Regions from separate parts of the Homo sapiens genome. Here region 2 is linked to region 1. Evidence: read pairs that join two places in POLR2A ChIA-PET (ENCODE). Cell type or tissue: PC-9. All regions are shown on one strand. Links, peaks and the distances in the headings refer to the core of each region. The heading gives the core; the rest is flanking DNA.

Region 1 (8,351 bases), core at 246-8,245:
GACCCTGCTTGATGGGGCTCCCTTTGGCCAAATCTGTGTCAATGTGAATGAAGAAGGCTAACAAAGGATTATAGACCATAGAATAAAATACATGAGTCCATCCTTAAATGTAGAAGTAATGAAAGAGTTAGATAATTACATTTGGCAATCGCCATGCTAATAATTGTTTCAATTAAGAATTATCAATGGATGCTAAAAATAATGAGTAAAAGTTTGTTGAAAAACAGGATATTGGGCTGGGCACGGCAGCTCACACCTGTAATCCCAACACTTTGGGAGGCCAAGGCAGATGGATCACTTGAGGTCAGGAGTTCAAGACCAGCTTGGCCAACATGGTGCAACTCCATCTCTATCAAAAATTACAAAAATTAGCCAAGCATAGTGGCACATGCACCTTTAGTCCCAGCTACTCAGGAGGCTGAGCTTGCAGAATTGCTTGGACCTGGAAGGGGCAGAGGTTGCAGTGAGCCTAGATGAAGCCACCGCACTCCCGTACGGATGACAGAGTGAGACCATGTTTCAGAAAAAAAAGAAACAATGACAAAAAAAAAAAAAACCCAGGATATTTACACAGTCACAACGTACTTCCCCACAAATTATCAACTACCTTGATAATGATATCAATTATCAGATTATGAAAGGATAAAATAACAGTAAAATGAAGAAATCTGACAGATACCCCCTTAACGAAGTGACCAAAGTTAATACCCCTAATTATGAAACAAACTGGTATTATATGCTTCAACGATACAGAGAAGAAGAGAAAGGGATACAGCAAGCAAGACCCAAAAAAGCAGGCACAATTAAACAAAATTCAGGAAGGAGAGAGTGGCCATGGTTGTACACGTGTCAATATACTAAAAACCACCAAGTTATGAGAGTGAATTTTATAGTATATGAACTATATCTCAATAAACAAATGAAATGGAAAGGAGCAAGAAGTTTTAAAAAGTAAAGAAAAAGTAGTAAACATAAGAGAGGTTAATAATGAAGACCCCCTTGCAGATAACTGGGGATTCTGAATAAGAGAACCAAAGGATTAGAATAAAGAAATATTCAAAGACATGATTCAAGGTAACTTTCCAGAAATAGAAGGCTCACTATGTTCCCAGGAAAAGATACAGAATTAGAAATACCAACACCTAAAAAAATTACCAGACTTTAAGGCTTACAAGAAAAAAAAATCCTTTAGATATCTAGGCAAGTAAGCTAAACAATTGATTTTGGGGTTAGGGACGCAGTAGGGTACATGAGGCTGCTTTTAGATGTCCACACAGCACCATTCAATAGTAAAAGACAAAAGAACAGTGACTACAAAGCCCTTAGAGGAAAAAAAGTGTGACACAATTTTATGCTCAGCCAAACTTACTTTGATTATAATGACAACAGATAAACATTTTGAGTATACAGGAACTCAAGGAGTAGAGTTTTCACGAGCTCTTTGTGAAGAAATTCCTAATGGAAAAAGTTAATCAATTGAGATAAATTAAGGAACTACAGTAAGTCTTCACTTAACATTGACAATAGGTTCTTTGACTTTAAGCGAAACCATACGTAACAAAATCAATTTTTTTCTCATCACTTATAAGGAAATGACGTTATTAGAGGACCTGCTATACATCATTTCATTCATGTCGCAGTTTCCAAGAATCTACTGGCAACACTAACTGAGGACTTACTGTATAGCAAAACAACTGGCACTGAGCAGTTAAGCCATTTTAACCAGAGAGCTAAGATGAAAACACCTGTGAACCGTGGCTACATAATAAAATGTAAGTGTTTACAAACCACGACAACATACACATAATCAAAATTCGGGACAGGAAACAGGAAATGGAGAGGGAGTGCCTCAGCTTTTATACACAGGGTCAAAAGACTTCATTTAAGGCTGATAAACTAAGTAGCAGAGATAGAAGCACACATTTAGGAAGATAAACTGGCTGGGCCCAATGGCTCACACCTGTAATCTCAGCACTTTGGGAGGCCGAGGTGGGCGGACTGCTTGAGCTCAGGAGCTTGAGACCAGCCTGGGCAACATGGCGAAAGCCCGTCTCTACAAATAGTACAAAAATTAGCTGGATGTGGAGTATGGTGGTTGTGTGAGCCTGCGGTCCCCGCTACGCAGGAGGCAGGAGGATCACTTGAGCCCAGGAGATCAAGGCTGCAGTGAGCCAAGATCCCATCACTGCACTCCAGCCTGGGTGACAGAGTGGGACCCTGTCTCAAAAATAATAATAATAATAATATTAACACTAGAAGAATGAAGATAAATAATATAATCAAATAAAATCAGGGGCAGTAAAGGAAAGGTAGGTGAAAATCAGATCATATAGTGTTAAAAAAAAAAAGCAGCAAGAACAAAGCATGATATAAAATGAATGTGAAATGAATGTAAATAGTAAACTCATAATACTCTCAGATTAGATTACAAAAGACAAAACCAACTAATTACAATAAACTGTTTTAAACAAAAACTACGGCTAAAACAAAATGATCCAAAGGTTGAAAATAAAAGCTTAACCAAAAGTATCCCAGACAACTACAAATAAAAATGAAAATAGGAGTTATTTCACAACAGACAACCTTAATTTTTGGATCAAAAGGATTAAATGAGCAACTATGTAGAATGGGTTAAAAATATAAAATGCTGATGGAGGTCAAGAGAATAATAACTTTAAAAAGTGACTGACTCCATTTCTGTGGGTGTTGGTTTTAAAGAACAGCTTCTATAGGACAGTGGAAGCAGAAGTTTATTGCATAAATATATGCTAGCAATTAAAAGTCTCATTAAAATACATTAAGTCTATTTAAAGGGGTATTAAGTTTATTCTTAGACATCAGAATTGGATATGTATTAATTTTGTCATTTATGGGGGCTAATAAAAGAGGGTTAATCCAGGGGCAACAACCACGAACACATTTCTGCTTTACTCAATAGCACGCAATGGCCTCAATCAATTTTCACATAAAAAAAAGATTTGCACTATCTTTGTATTTCTTACTCGACTAAAAGCAGTATAAACTCAGGATCAACAAGATAAATGATGAGCAATAAAAAGGTATAAAATCTATAAGCACTTCAGTTTTACTTCTAACGAGAATATTTTATTCCTGTGAAATCAGTCAAGTGTGTGAGAAAAATGGGCCAATTCCATTTCCTTCAATGACATAGGAATGAAAGTCAAGTTTTACATATGACGAAGAAGTTCACATCTAAGTACCATGCTAAGGCATTCAAACACATTCGTGTCTTTAACTCGAGAATGGTAGCCTGACCTATTAACTAAATTTCACTGCTAAACACACAAAAGGAAAAATATCCCATGTCTATGTTCAAAGGCTTAATATCTCAAACGTAAAATTTCATGGTAAAAGGAATTTGAGGAGAAAAAAGTTTTCAGAAAAATCTCTATTAAAGAAACTTAGTAACTTACTTATAAAATAAGCTTGATAAAGAGTATTATCTAAGGGCAGTAAATAGTAACAAAAGTATTGCTATTTTGCACTGGCATTTCAAAGTAATTGTGAAAATCAGGGGTTTCAAAATATTTATAAGGAATAGCTATTGGTACTACTCAAAATGCCAGTCCCTGACAAGATAAAGAGCTTGTGCCAGAATGTAAACAACACATTAAAAAGTCAATTAAACCAAAGAAATGTGAGGTAACCTAAACATACGGCACAAGGTCCTTATCTCTGTGGACAGTAACAAATAGTCTGTGGTTAAGCAGCCAGTTCAATAACCACTTTTAGTAGCACTATGCCAGATGCCACAAATGACCATTTCAAAGGTTATGACCACTACTCTGTTCTTTTTTTTTTTTTGAGACGAAGTTTCGTTCTTGTCGCCCAGCCTGGAGTTCAATGGCGCAATATCAGCTCACTGCAACCTCCACCTCCCGGCTTCAGGCGACTCTTCTGCCTCAACCTCCTGAGTAGATAGGACTACAGACATGTACCACCATGCCCGGCTAATTTTGTATTTTTAGTAGAGACGGGGTTTCGCCATGTTGGCCAGGCTGGTCTTGAACTCCTGACCTCAGGCATACTGCCTGCCTCGGCCTCCCAAAGTGCTGGGATTACAGGTGTGAGCCACCGCGCCTGGTGACCACCACTCTAAGTAGTTAATGTTGTGTGGATTTGCCAGCCCGGTTTTGCCAGCTCTCTAATACTTTCAAACAAAACCAGTGATCCATGTTTTCATATGAAATGGATCTGATTCTTAAGATTAATATGGGCAATAAATAATAACTGCAAGCCTTATACAATTCACAGGCTAATGGGCCGCACCCTCTATTACAGGAGTCCCCAACCCCTGGGCCATGGACTGATATTGGTCCCTGGCCTGTTAGGACTTGTGCCGCACAGCAGGAGGTGAGAGGCAAGCAAAGCTTCATCTGAATTTACAGCCACTTTCCATTGCTCACATTACTGCCTCAGCTCCGCCTCCTGTCAGATCAGCGCAGCATTAGATTCTCACAGGAGCGTGAACCCTCCTGGGAACGCCGCATGCGAGGGATCTAGGTTGAGCACTCCTTGAGGATCTAAAGCCTGATGATCTGTCACTGTCTCCCATCACCCCCATATGGGACCGTCTAGCTGAGGGGAAACAAGCTGCGGGAAAACAAGCTGATTCTACACTATGGTGAGTTGTATAATTATTTCATTACATGAAATAATACAACGTAATAAATGTACAATAAATGTAATGCGCTTGAATCATCCCGAAATCACCCCTCCCCCACCACAGGTCCATGAAAAAATTGTCATCCGTGAAACTGGTCCCTGGTGCCAAAAAGGTTGGAGACCACTGCTCTACTCAATTGTAAACAGTAGAATTGTAAAGAAAGTTGGGGTACTTGGCTACTCTACTTTTAAAAGTGAAATATAAAAATGTTTATTTTGAGCACTACTTTGTTCAACTGAGGTATACAGAATAGGTCAGAATTTTTAAGAAACTGTGACAGCTGGCATGCATTCCTTTATTCATTCAACAAATAGTTATTAAGTGTCAACTATGTGCCAGGTATTACGCAAAATGCTAGGGATATTGCAGTAAGCAAACACAGACAATCCCTCCCTTTCTGAAGCGGACGGTCTGGCGGAGGATAGGTATTATCCAGAAATCACTTAAATACCTGTAAAACTATAACTGCGACAGATGCTATAAAAGACAGGTAAAAGATACTACTGACCCCCCCTAATTAGTGGATCTGCCTTAGGAAGGTCAGAGGAGGCTTCCCTGCACAGACAACTAAGCTAAGAACTGACAATGGAAGAAAAATTCACAAAGGAAGGAACGAAGGGAAGGGAACGTGGCATTCTAGGGTCCTAGGTAAAGCAAACCGCAAGTACAAAGACCCTAAGGCAGAACTTCTGGAGCATTCCAGGTACTAAGAGACAGTCACTGTGCCTCAAATGCAGAGAGCAAAGTAAGCGTATATAGTTCAAGGTGAAGCTGGGGAGGAAGGCAGGTTCCAGATTACGTAGGGCATTATAATTAGAGTGACCATATAATTTTATCATGTCCAGTCTGAAACTTTCTGAAAGTGAAAGAAAAACTATTAATAATCACACCAGGATACTACTCTTTTTTTTTTTTTGAGACAGAGTCTCGCTCTGTCACCCAGGCTGGAGTGCAATGGCGAGATCTCGGCTCATTGCAACTTACGCCTCCCGGGTTCAAGCAATTCTCCTGCCTCAGCCTCCCGAGTAGCTGGGACTACAGGCATGTACCACCATGCCCAGCTAATTTTTTGTATTTTTAGTAGAGACGGGGTTTCACCGTGTCAGGCAGGATGGTCTCAATCTCCTGACCTCATGATCTGCCCGCCTCGACCTCCCAAAGTGCTGGGATTACAGGTGTGAGCCACTGCACCCAGCTGATAAAAGTATATTCTATGTTAAGGATTTAGGTATGGTATAGAATAAAGTTGGAACAAAGTGGAAGCAAAGGCTCTAATTAGGAAGCTACTGCTATACCTGCGTTAAGAGGCTAGATAAAGGCTGGGTGTGGTGGCTCACAACTGTAATTCCAGCACTTTGGGTGGCTGAGGTGGGTGGATGGCTTGAGTCCAGGAGTTTGAGACCAACCTGGGTAGCATGGTGAAACCCTATTTCTATAAAATATACAAAAATTAGTCAGTGTGGTGGTGTGGTGGCATGCACCTGTGTTCCCAGCTACTCTAGGCGGGGGAGTGGGAGTAGGGCGCGGTACTGAGGTGGGAGGATCACTTGAGCCTGGGAGGTGGAGGCTGCAGTGAGCCGAAATTGTACCACTGCACTCCAGCCTGGGCAACAGAGTGAGATCCTGTCTCAAAAAAAAAAAAAAAAAAAAAAAGGCTATATCTAGATAAAGGTAGCAATGGCAGAGATAGGGAAAAGTGAAAGGAATTAGAGATATTTTGGAGAGAACATCTGTGAGATTTAGCAACGAAATGATATGTGAGCTAAGGGATGCTGTGTTTCACATGAGTCTCCCAAGGTTCTAGCTTGCTCAACAGGATAGGCGGTGCCACCCTAACTGAAGTTAGTAACTCTGGCAGAGAACCGTTTTTGAAGAGAAATATAAATCTGAGCTGCATCTGAGACATTTAAGCGGAGATGGAGCCCAGAGAAGAGGTGTGTAGAAATAAACATGTAAGTGATTTGCAAACAAACAAGTGAAGCCCTGGCACGGATAACAGCGATGAAGGAGAAAATATAAAGTGCGAAGGAAAGAGAGCTGCGGCGCAAGCTTTGAAAACTCCTTTAATAGCTGTATGCACAGTCATTACAGAGGAAGTTCCACAAGGAGACAAAGGAACACCAGAGTGGAAGAAGGAAAACCAGTTTTCCAGTGTGGTGCTGAGGAGGCCAAGGCAAGAGGGTATCCATGAAGGATAAACCAACCAGCAGAGTGACCTGCTGCTCAGAAGGCAACGGAGCCCTGAAAATCAGAGTCAGTGACATGAGGCTGCTGGAGACCTTTTAAAGAGCTGCTTTGGTAGTGGTAGAGTTAGAAACCACTGTGGAATCAGCTAAAGATTAAATGAGGGCAGAGTGTGGAAGCTCACACCTGTAATCCCAGCACTGTGGGAGGCTGAGGCGGGAGGATTGCTTGAGCCCAGGAGTTCAAGACCAGCCTGGGCAACAAAAAGAGACCCTGTCTCTACAAAAAAAAATTTTAAATTAGCCAGATGTGGTGGCAGACACCTATAATCTTAGCTACTCAGGAGGCTGAGGCAGGAGGATCACTCAGCACAGGAGGTCAAGGCTACAGTGAGCTGTGATCGCATCACTGTATTCCAGCCCAGGCAACAGAGCAAGACCCAGTCTCAAATAAAATAAAATAAATAAAATAAAATAAAAATCATGCAGTACACCTTAAATATAGACAATTTCAACTCTAAAAAATGAAAAAAACCTCAAAAGATTTGAAAACAGGACCTCAAAAAGATATCTGCACACCCATATTTACTGCAGCATTAACCCCAACAGCCAAGAGGTGAAAGCAACCTAAAGGTCCACTGACAGATTAACAGATAAAGCAAATGTGGTATATACACAAAATGGAATACTATTCTGCCTTTAAAAAGAAGGAAATCCCAGCCCGGCGCAGTGGCTCACGCCTGTAATCCCAACACTTTGGGAGGCTGAGGTGGGCAGATCACCTGAGGTCAGGAGTTTGAGACCAGCCTGGCCAATATGGTGAAACCCCATCTCTACTAGAAATACAAAAATTAGCCAGGCTTGGTGGTGGGCGCTTATGATCCCAGCTACTCGGGAGGCTGAGGCAGGAGAATCGCTTCAACCCGGGAGGCGGATAGGTTGCAGTGAGCAGAGATAGTGCCACTGCACTCCAGCCTGGGCAACAGAGCAAGACTCCGTTCCCCACCCACCAAAAAAACAAATTAAAAAAAACAAAAAAAAGGAAATCCTGTCACGTGCTAGAACATGGATAAGTCTTTGAGGATATCAAGCTAAGTGAAATAAGCGAGTCAAAAACAACAAATACTGCATGATTCTACTTTAAGGTAAAGGTATCTAAAGTAGTCTAACTCATGAAAAGGTTCTAGAAATCTGCACAACAACAAGCACAGGGTTAACACACTGTACACTTAAACTGGATTAAGATGGGACATTCTACGTTGCGTTTCTCACAACAATAAAAAAAATTAAGTGGCCTTAAATTATTATTCGCGTACTGTACTGACATCCTTCCCACTTTTCAACTCTCTGATACAGAAGACTTATTGAAGAAAATGTCCACTTTTTAAACACTCTCATGGGTCAAATAAGCAATTAGATAGTAATATACAAAAACACAGATCCTGAAACAATGGAAACAACCATTACTGATAACCCTAAGT
Region 2 (8,351 bases), core at 128-8,127, 170 kb after region 1:
AATTATTGTGAGTTCTAACCATTTTTTTGTGTGTGTATAATGCCATTCTCTTCCTCTGTGAAGTGCCTGTTCGGGGTGTTGCTACGTTTTTGTTTTGTTGTGTTTTCTGTTGTAGTGTTTACATTTTTCTTGTCGATTCCTAAGAGGACTTTAGGGTACTGAGTCACCCATGGTCATGTGTTGCAGAGAAGTGTCACAGAGTGAAAACTGTCTTTTCCTTGATACTACCTTTAGATTCATATTTGGGAAGACCTTCGCTAATCATGACTACATAAGTATTCACTTTTACTTTCTTAAGACCTTTTTGTTTTCATTTCTTTTTATAGTAATGTCTAAGCCATCTGGAATTTATGTTTGTTGATTATGCAAGAAAGGGATCGAAGTGCTTTTTCTGAGTCATTATCCACATGCCGAAACATTTATTGAATAGCCCTTTCCTTATTGATCTGAAAACACCTTCTTATAAAACCTTGCATTGGTTTTTGGACTTGCTGTGCTTTCAGGAGTCAGAAGAACATTCTTTTGATTATTGTAGCTTTACATTAATAATACATTTTGGCCGGGTGCGGTGGCTCACGTATGTAATCCTAGCATTTTGGGAGACTGAGGCAGGCGGAACACCTGAGGTCAGGGGTTCAAGACCAGACTGGCCAACATGGCAAAACCCCGTCTCTACAAAAAAAAAAAAAAAAAAAAATTAGCTGGGCATGGTGGTGCCTGCCTGAAATCCCAGCTACTTTGGGAGGCTGAGGCAGGAGAACCTCTTGAGCCTGGGAGGTAGAGGCTGCAGTGAGCCGAGCTTGCACCACTGCACTCCAACTTGGGTAACAGAGTGAGACTCCATCTCAAAAAAAAAAAAAAGAAAAATACATTTCAATATGAGGTAATAAATTCTCCTAAATTTTTTGTTTTGTAAACCTCCTTGCTTCTCTTAAATTATTTTCCCAAAAAGCCTTAAGTGTTTTCCGTAGTAATTTTGATTTGGGAATGGAGTGAGTGACTTGGTAGAGGGTGCCATATGCCTTTTTGCCTTTCCCCAGTTTCCCCTACTGTTAACATCTCACATTTATGTGGTGTATTTATTATAATTGATGAGCCAACATTGACACATTATTACTGAAGTCCATAGTTGACATTAGGGTTTACTCTTTTTGTTGTATATTCTGTTGGTTTTGACAAATGCCTAATGTTATATATCCATCAGTCATACAGAATAAATTCACTGCCCTAAAAATCTCAGCCTCCCCCTATTCATCCTTCCCTGCCTCCCTAAACCCCTCATATTTTTACTGTTAACCATAGTTTTGTCTTTTCCAGAAAATTACAATTATATAGCTTGTATCCTTTTCAGATTGGCTGCTTTGACTTAACAATATGTACTTAACATTTCTAGGCCAGACACAGTGGCTCACGCCTGTAATCCCACACTTTGGGAGGCCAAGGCGGGCAAATCACGAGGTCAGGAGATCGAGACCATCCTGGCTAACACGGTGAAACCCCGTCTCTACTAAAAATACAAAAAAAAAAATTGGCCGGGCGTGGTGGCGGGTGCCTGTAGTCCCAGCTACTCGGGAGGCTGAGGCAGGAGAATGGCGTGAACCCGGGAGGCGGAGCTTGCAGTGAGCCAAGATCGCGCCACTGCACTCCAGCCTGGGCGGCAGAGCGAGACTCCGTCTCAAACAAAACAAAACAAAAACCAAAAACATTTCTCCATGTGTTTTCATGACTGTGATATATTTTTAAGCATTTTTGTTGTTGTTTACTTTATTGCTTTAAAAAACTGACTTTTGCAGTTAGTTGAGGTCCTGAGGTTTCTCCTGTGAATCTGTTTGAACATCATATATATTTGGCATTGATTGGAAAGCGGTTTTTCCCTGGCCTGTGTGAAATACACTGAAGGTCTGCACCTGCCCGCGCACTTCACGTTGTACATGGGAATGTACTATAGCTGCACATGTTCATGTAGTGGCGTTAGATGCCAAATAGTTCTAGGGCTTAGTTTAAGATTGGGTACTTTTTGTCAGGAAACAACAGGTGCTGGAGAGGATTTGGAGAAATAGGAACACTTTTGCACTGTTGGTGGGACTGTAAACTAGTTCAACCGTTATGGAAGTCAGTGTGGCGATTCCTCAGGGATCTAGAACTGGAAATATCATTTGACCCAGCCATCCCATTACTGGGTATATATACCCAAAGGATTATAAATCATGCTGCTATAAAGACACATGCACACATATGTTTATTGTGGCACTGTTCACAATAGCAAAGACTTGGAACCAACCCAGATGTCCAACAACGATAGACTGGATTAAGAAAATGTGGTACATATACATCGTGGAATACTATGCAGCCATAAAAAAGGATGAGTTTGTGCCCTTTATAGGGACATGGATGAAGCTGGAAACCATCATTCTCAGCAAACTATTGCAGGGACAAAAAACCAAACACCACATGTTCTCACTCATAGGTGGGAATTGAACAATGAGAACAGCTGGACACAGGAAGGGGAACATCACACACCAGGGCCTGTCGTGAGGTGAGGGGAGAGGGGAGGGATAGCATTAGGAGATATACCTAATGTAAATGACGAGTTAATGGGTGCAGCACACCAACATGGCACATGTATACATATGTAACAAACCTGCACGTTGTGCACATGTACCCTAGAACTTAAAAGTATTAAAAAAAAAAAAGATTTGGGTACTTTTTGCCTGACTTTGTGATCTATAATAAGGCATGAAAGTAATTTTTAGATCTTGTTAGTGACTCAGCTTTCAAACAGGTATTTTCCACTCCTTTTTAAATCTTCTGGCTCAGTTTAATTGAAGAATACTCTGAGACTGCAAGTTGAGCTGTTTAAATCCAGGGACTGTTTGCACTGTTTACCTGTGTGAATTTGAATTTTGTTAATATAGGGCAACAAAAACAAAGTACACGAATGAATTTGGATAGTAAGGTTGAAATAAGACTATAACTATAATCTAAATTTCAGATGGTTATATTTATAAAAACAGCTATATATTTTCATTGATTGTCAAAGTAACTATACATTTTTTATTTTTATTTTTTAAATTTATTATTATTTTTGAAACCGAGTCTTATACTCTGTTGCCCAGGCTGGAGTACAGTGGCGCAATCTCGGCTTACTGCAACCTCCACCTCCTGGGTTCACGTGATTCTCCTGCCTCAGCCTCCCAAGTAGCTGGGATTACAGGCGCGTGCCACCATGCCCGGTTAATTTTTTCTATTTTTAGTAGGAACAGGTTTCACCATGTTAGCCAGGATGGTCTCAATCTCCTGACCTGGTGATACACCCGCCTCGGCCTCCAAAAGTGCTGGGATTACAGGCGTGAGCCACCATGCCCGGCCAGTCACTATACATTTAAATATAAACTATTTAATATGCTGCTTCTATCCAGCTTACATGTTGAGGTCCCTGTTGTCTTTTAAACCTTTTTTTTTTTTTTTTTAAAGACAGTTTTGCTCTTATCGCCTAGGCTGAAGTGCAATGGTGCTGTCTTGGCTCACTGCAACCCCTGTCTCCCAGGTTCAATCAATTCTCCTGCCTCAACCTCCTGAATAGCTGGGATTACAGGCACGCACCATCACTCCCAGCTAATTTTTGTATTTTTAGTTTCACCATGTTGGCCAGGCTGGTCTCAAACTGACCTCAGGTGATCGCCCGCCTCAGCCTCTCAAAGTGTTGGGATTACAGGCATGAGCCACTCCACTCGGTCTGTCTTTTCAACTTTAAAAGTTTGATAATGATGGAATCTATAATCATATTGTCTATATTTTCACTTTCTATGCAGTGACGGTTGTTTCTAATTATTGCCTTAAGGTAAAAAATTAAAAAGGCCCTCTGAGTCTTCAGAGGAGGATTAAAATATTCTCAGTTTGTGTTAGTTTTTGTTTGTTTTTTGAGATAGTGTCTGGCTCTGTTACCGAGGCTGGAGTGCAGTGGCTCAATCTCAGTTCACTGCAGCCTCCGCCTCCCGGGCTCAAACCATCCTCTCACCTCAGCCTCCCAAGTTGTTGGGACTACAGGTGTGTGCCACCATGCCTAGCTAATTTTTCTATTTTTTATAGAGACAGATTTTTGCCATGTTGCCCAGGCTGGTCTTGAACTCCTGGGCTCAAGCAGTCTGCCTGCCTCAGCCTCTCGAAGTGCTGGAATTACAGGTGTGAGCCACCCTGCGTGGCTTTTTTTTTTCTTCTTTTTTTTTTTTTTAAAAGAGACAGGGTTCAGGCTGGAGTAGTGCAATGGCATGATCATAGCTCATAACTCTGGGGCTCAAACAATCCTCCCGCATTGGCCTTTCAAAGTGCTGGGATTACAGGTGTGAGCCACCATGCCCAGCTTGTGTTAGATTTTTTTATTCTTTGGAAATTTTTGATTTCCAGAATGAAATTGCTGATCATTTAAAAAATATATATATACATATATGTGTGTGTGTGTGTGTGTGTGTGTGTGTGTGTTTATAAGAGTGAAATGTAGGCATCTATAAAGATGATCAAGATATGATCAAGGTCAAAATTGTTGACTTTCTGGAGAATTCATACAAAGCCCTTTTACATACCACATCACATTGCATTTCACTGAAAGATGGAGGGTATTCTAGAGAATTGTATTAGAAAGAGAAGACACATCGTAGGCCAGGCACAGTGGCTCACTTCTGTAATCCCAGCACCTTGGGAGGCCGAAGCAGGTGGATCACCTGAAGTCAGGAATTCAACATCAGCCTGACCAACATGGAGAAAACATGTCTCCACTAAAAATATAAAAATTAGCTGGGTGTGGTGGCACATGCCTGGTAATCCCAGCTACTCCGGAGGCAGAGGTTGCAATAAGCTGAGATTGTGCCACAGCCCTCCAGCCTAGGTGACATGGCAAGACCCTGTCTCAAGAAAGAGAAAACACATCACAGAAGAGGAAGGGAGATTCTTTTGTAGTTGCTACGTGTGACGACAGGGTGTTCACACACATGTGTAAGATGTACCACCCTCCAGCCTTGTTACAATGTCGTCACATTACCCGACCGATGTGAAAAAAAAAAAAATAGAAGAGGAAAGCAGTGCCACAAATACAGGAAACTACATTGAGAAAGTTATATGCTGAGTAGCTTCTATTTTCTGTGTGGAGTTGGAGGTCAGCTGAAGGATGGGATGCAATTAGGTGGTTTTCGTTTTGTTTTGTTTGTTTTGAGACTGAGTCTCCATCTGTCACCCAGGCTGGAGTGCAGTGGCACGATCTCGGCTCACTGCAACCTCCGCCCCTGGGTTCAAGTGATTCTCCTGCTTCAGCCTCCCAAGTGACTGAGACTACAGACATCTGCCACCACGCCCGGCTAATTTTTTTTGTATTTTTAGTAGAGACGGGGTTTCACTATGTTGGCCAGGCTGGTCTCGAACTCCTAACCTCGTGATCTGCCCGCCTCAGCCTCCCAAAGTGCTGGGATTACAGGCGTGAGCCACTGCGCCTGGCCACAATTAGCTATTTAAAAGGGAAAAAAGGACCAGTCTAGACAACATATTGAGACCCTATCTCTACTTTAAAAAAAAATTAACCCATCATGGTGGCATGTGCCTGTAGTTCCAGCTACTCAGGAGGCTGAAGCAGGAGGATCCATTGAGCCCAGGAGCTTGAGGATGCAGTGAGCCATGATTGTGCCACAGCACTCCAGCTTGGGTGACAGAGCAAGACCTCATCTTTTTTTTTTTTCAAAGAGTGAGGAAAGGGGCCCGGGACAAGTAAATGATTCATCAGGTGGCAGTGAATGACTACCATATACTATGACTTGACCTATCCTAATTCTAAAAATATAAATACATTATTAGCAGTATTGTAGATAATTGAATATCCTGCTCTTCAGTGCAGAGTAAAAACTGCTCCATCAACAATTGGAAGCTATATTTAATCAGATAATTCTGGGGATGCCTATTATGAATATGACCTGATTTTAAGGGATCTTCATTGTTTTTTAGGGCTTGACTTACTATACAGTGGTCTTCCTTTGTTTAGTTTGCTGTTTCATGTAATCTGCCTGTATACTTCTGACACTTCTGATAAATAGGTCTTTTAAAATTACTGTTTTCATTCAATTGCTTTTTCTTGCCTTGAATGTCCTACATAGTCTGTTTCTGTTTCTAGCCATTTCTCTCATTATTTTAATGCCACCTGATTTAGAGCAGTTTTTTTTTTGAGACAGAGTCTCGCTCTGTAGCCCAGGCTGGAGTGCAGTGGCGCAGCCTGGGCCCACTGCAAGCTGCGCCTCTCAGGTTCACGCCATTCTCCTGCCTCAGCTTCACTAGAGCAGTTTTAAGTAATAGGAATGATTATAGCATCTTTGCCTTGTTCTTTGACACAAGTGTTTCTAGTGTTCTGCCATTAACTATTAGATTTATTGGTTGAAGGTTTGAGAGATTTCTTTTTTCCTGATGTTAATGAACATTCTTAATGAAGACCTTTCCGTTAATGAGGAATGTTTAAAAATCAAGAATGTTGAATTTGTTTCTGTTTTTTGAGACAAGAGTCTCACTGTGTCACCCAGGCTGTAAGGCAGTGGCGCCATCTTGGCTCACTGCAATACTCCACCTCCCAGGTTCAAGTGATTCTCCTGCCTCAGCCTCCCAAGTAGCTGGGATTACAGGTGTCCACCGCCGTGCCCGGCTAATATTGTATTTTTAGTAGAGCTGAGGTTTCACCATGTTGGCCAGGCTGGTCTCAAACTCCTGACCTCAAGTGATCCACCCACCTCAGTCTCCCAAAGTGGTGGGATTACAGGCGTGAGCTACCACGCCTGGCCAAGAATGTTGAATTTGATCAGATGTTTTTAGGTAAACATTGAGATCTCCATAATGTACCATTCTGATTCACTTGGTCCAGCTCAGCTCCCTGCCTAGGTAATACTTACTATTTCCTTTAAGTCCTCGCATCTCGCCTTTATAAAAAGATTCTTCCATTCAGTCTCATTTCTCTCGTCTTTGAATTAAATTTCATAGACTTCAGTAGCTTTTATTTTGCTCCTCAGATAGGTTTACAAGATCCTAGGAGGCAAGGGACCATATATAACTTAACCTTCTTTTATATTCCTTGGTATAAAACTGGAAATAACAAGCACTCATCCCTTCTTCCTCTTTCCTTTTTTCTTTACATGTTTTATAGTGAAATTTTGCTTTACATTTTAAAAATATAAATGTTTCAAACTATTCAATACATGACAGTTGTATTGTGTATCTTTCCTATTGTACAACCTGACTTTGCCTTATGAGTTTTTGAAATAATGCAAAATATTTTTATAGGAATATATCCTGAGTGGATCTCACAGTTGTAAATTATGCTGAACAACTAAGGCAAAATCTCCTCCTCTCTGGAAACGTAGCTGACCTCTGGCCTGTAGCAGGCCATGCAGTTTTTTTCTAAGTGTCAGTCAATAATATAGTAACTTTAAAACAACATAATTAGGAGTTCAGCTGGGTTAGTGTGACATTCTCTCTCCCTCTCCCCCAACCCCCTTTCTCTCTTAGACCTTTAAGTATTTTAGTTTTCAGTAATGTTATTTTTCTTAACAGGTTAAAAGGGTAAAGAGGGAAACACAGATAAATAAGGGTGGAGGCTGAAAACAACTGTTTAGTGACTGCCCTCTGTTTTGTGTTTCCATTACTCAAGAAATTTAATCGAAATACGAGAATGAACAGTAATGCATATTTTTTGTTTATTTATTTGGTTTTGCTTTTTAAAAAGTGCAGTGTGATATACTTAACTGGTAGATCATTTTTGGCTTTTGTTGCAACTGTGGGCTGGAGGGTATATCAGGATGTCATCTGAGACCCAGCCGTCTGATGAAAAGAAATGGAATCGAGCAGGCTAGTATACTGGGTACAGGGTTCTTTTTGCTTGATGGGGAAGATAAAGGTCCACTCACCCTGCATTGCCTGAATTACATTCTTCTTCACTTTGTCTCTGCCATGGATAAGGTCTCATTATAACCTCTTGCTGAACTTGTACTTGTCCTAAGACTGGTAGTAGTTAAATCCTGAACTACCTTTTGGAAGTAGTTATCTTAGAATGTGATGGTGAAGGATGGTAATGGCAATCAATTTGTCAGACAGATTTCTTAGGGTACGTGAGGTTGGAGAAGTATAAGACCTATGGCCAGGAACTCATCACATCTGTGCTGCCCTTTCCCTGAAGAGTCAGTAGGGTATTGTAGCATAAAAGTTTAGGAAGTCTTGGCTGGACACAGTGGCTCACACCTGTAATCCCAGCACTTTGGGCCAAGGTGGACGAATCACTTGAGATCATGAATTCAAGACCACCCTGGCCAACATGGCAAAACCCCGTCTCTACT

Evidence for each region. Peaks named below come from ENCODE experiments on the same cell type or tissue, not always from the same donor. Only the 100,000 strongest peaks of a DNase experiment are listed, where the experiment ranks them.
Region 2: POLR2A ChIA-PET joins it to region 1 with 13 read pairs; 5 of 35 experiments call an interaction of 5 or more read pairs at or near these places.

What each region holds. Positions count from the first base shown.
Region 1 is chr17:2,480,687-2,489,037 of GRCh38, forward strand. All of the region lies in intron 2 of METTL16 (methyltransferase 16, RNA N6-adenosine), which reads right to left. Among named protein-coding and RNA genes, the nearest start is that of METTL16, 27 kb to the right of the region's middle. In PC-9, for the core only: no CTCF peak of the experiment used is centred there; a DNase peak (open chromatin) is centred at 5,035; H3K27ac peaks cover 1,444 bases.
Region 2 is chr17:2,650,738-2,659,088 of GRCh38, forward strand. The region is part of intron 2 of PAFAH1B1 (platelet activating factor acetylhydrolase 1b regulatory subunit 1); the gene reads left to right. It overlaps LOC124904127 (small nucleolar RNA U13), which reads left to right and starts at 4,942; the gene lies at 4,942-5,045. RefSeq lists an enhancer at 8,306-8,351. In PC-9, for the core only: no CTCF peak of the experiment used is centred there; a DNase peak (open chromatin) is centred at 254; H3K4me3 peaks cover 456 bases; H3K27ac peaks cover 1,053 bases.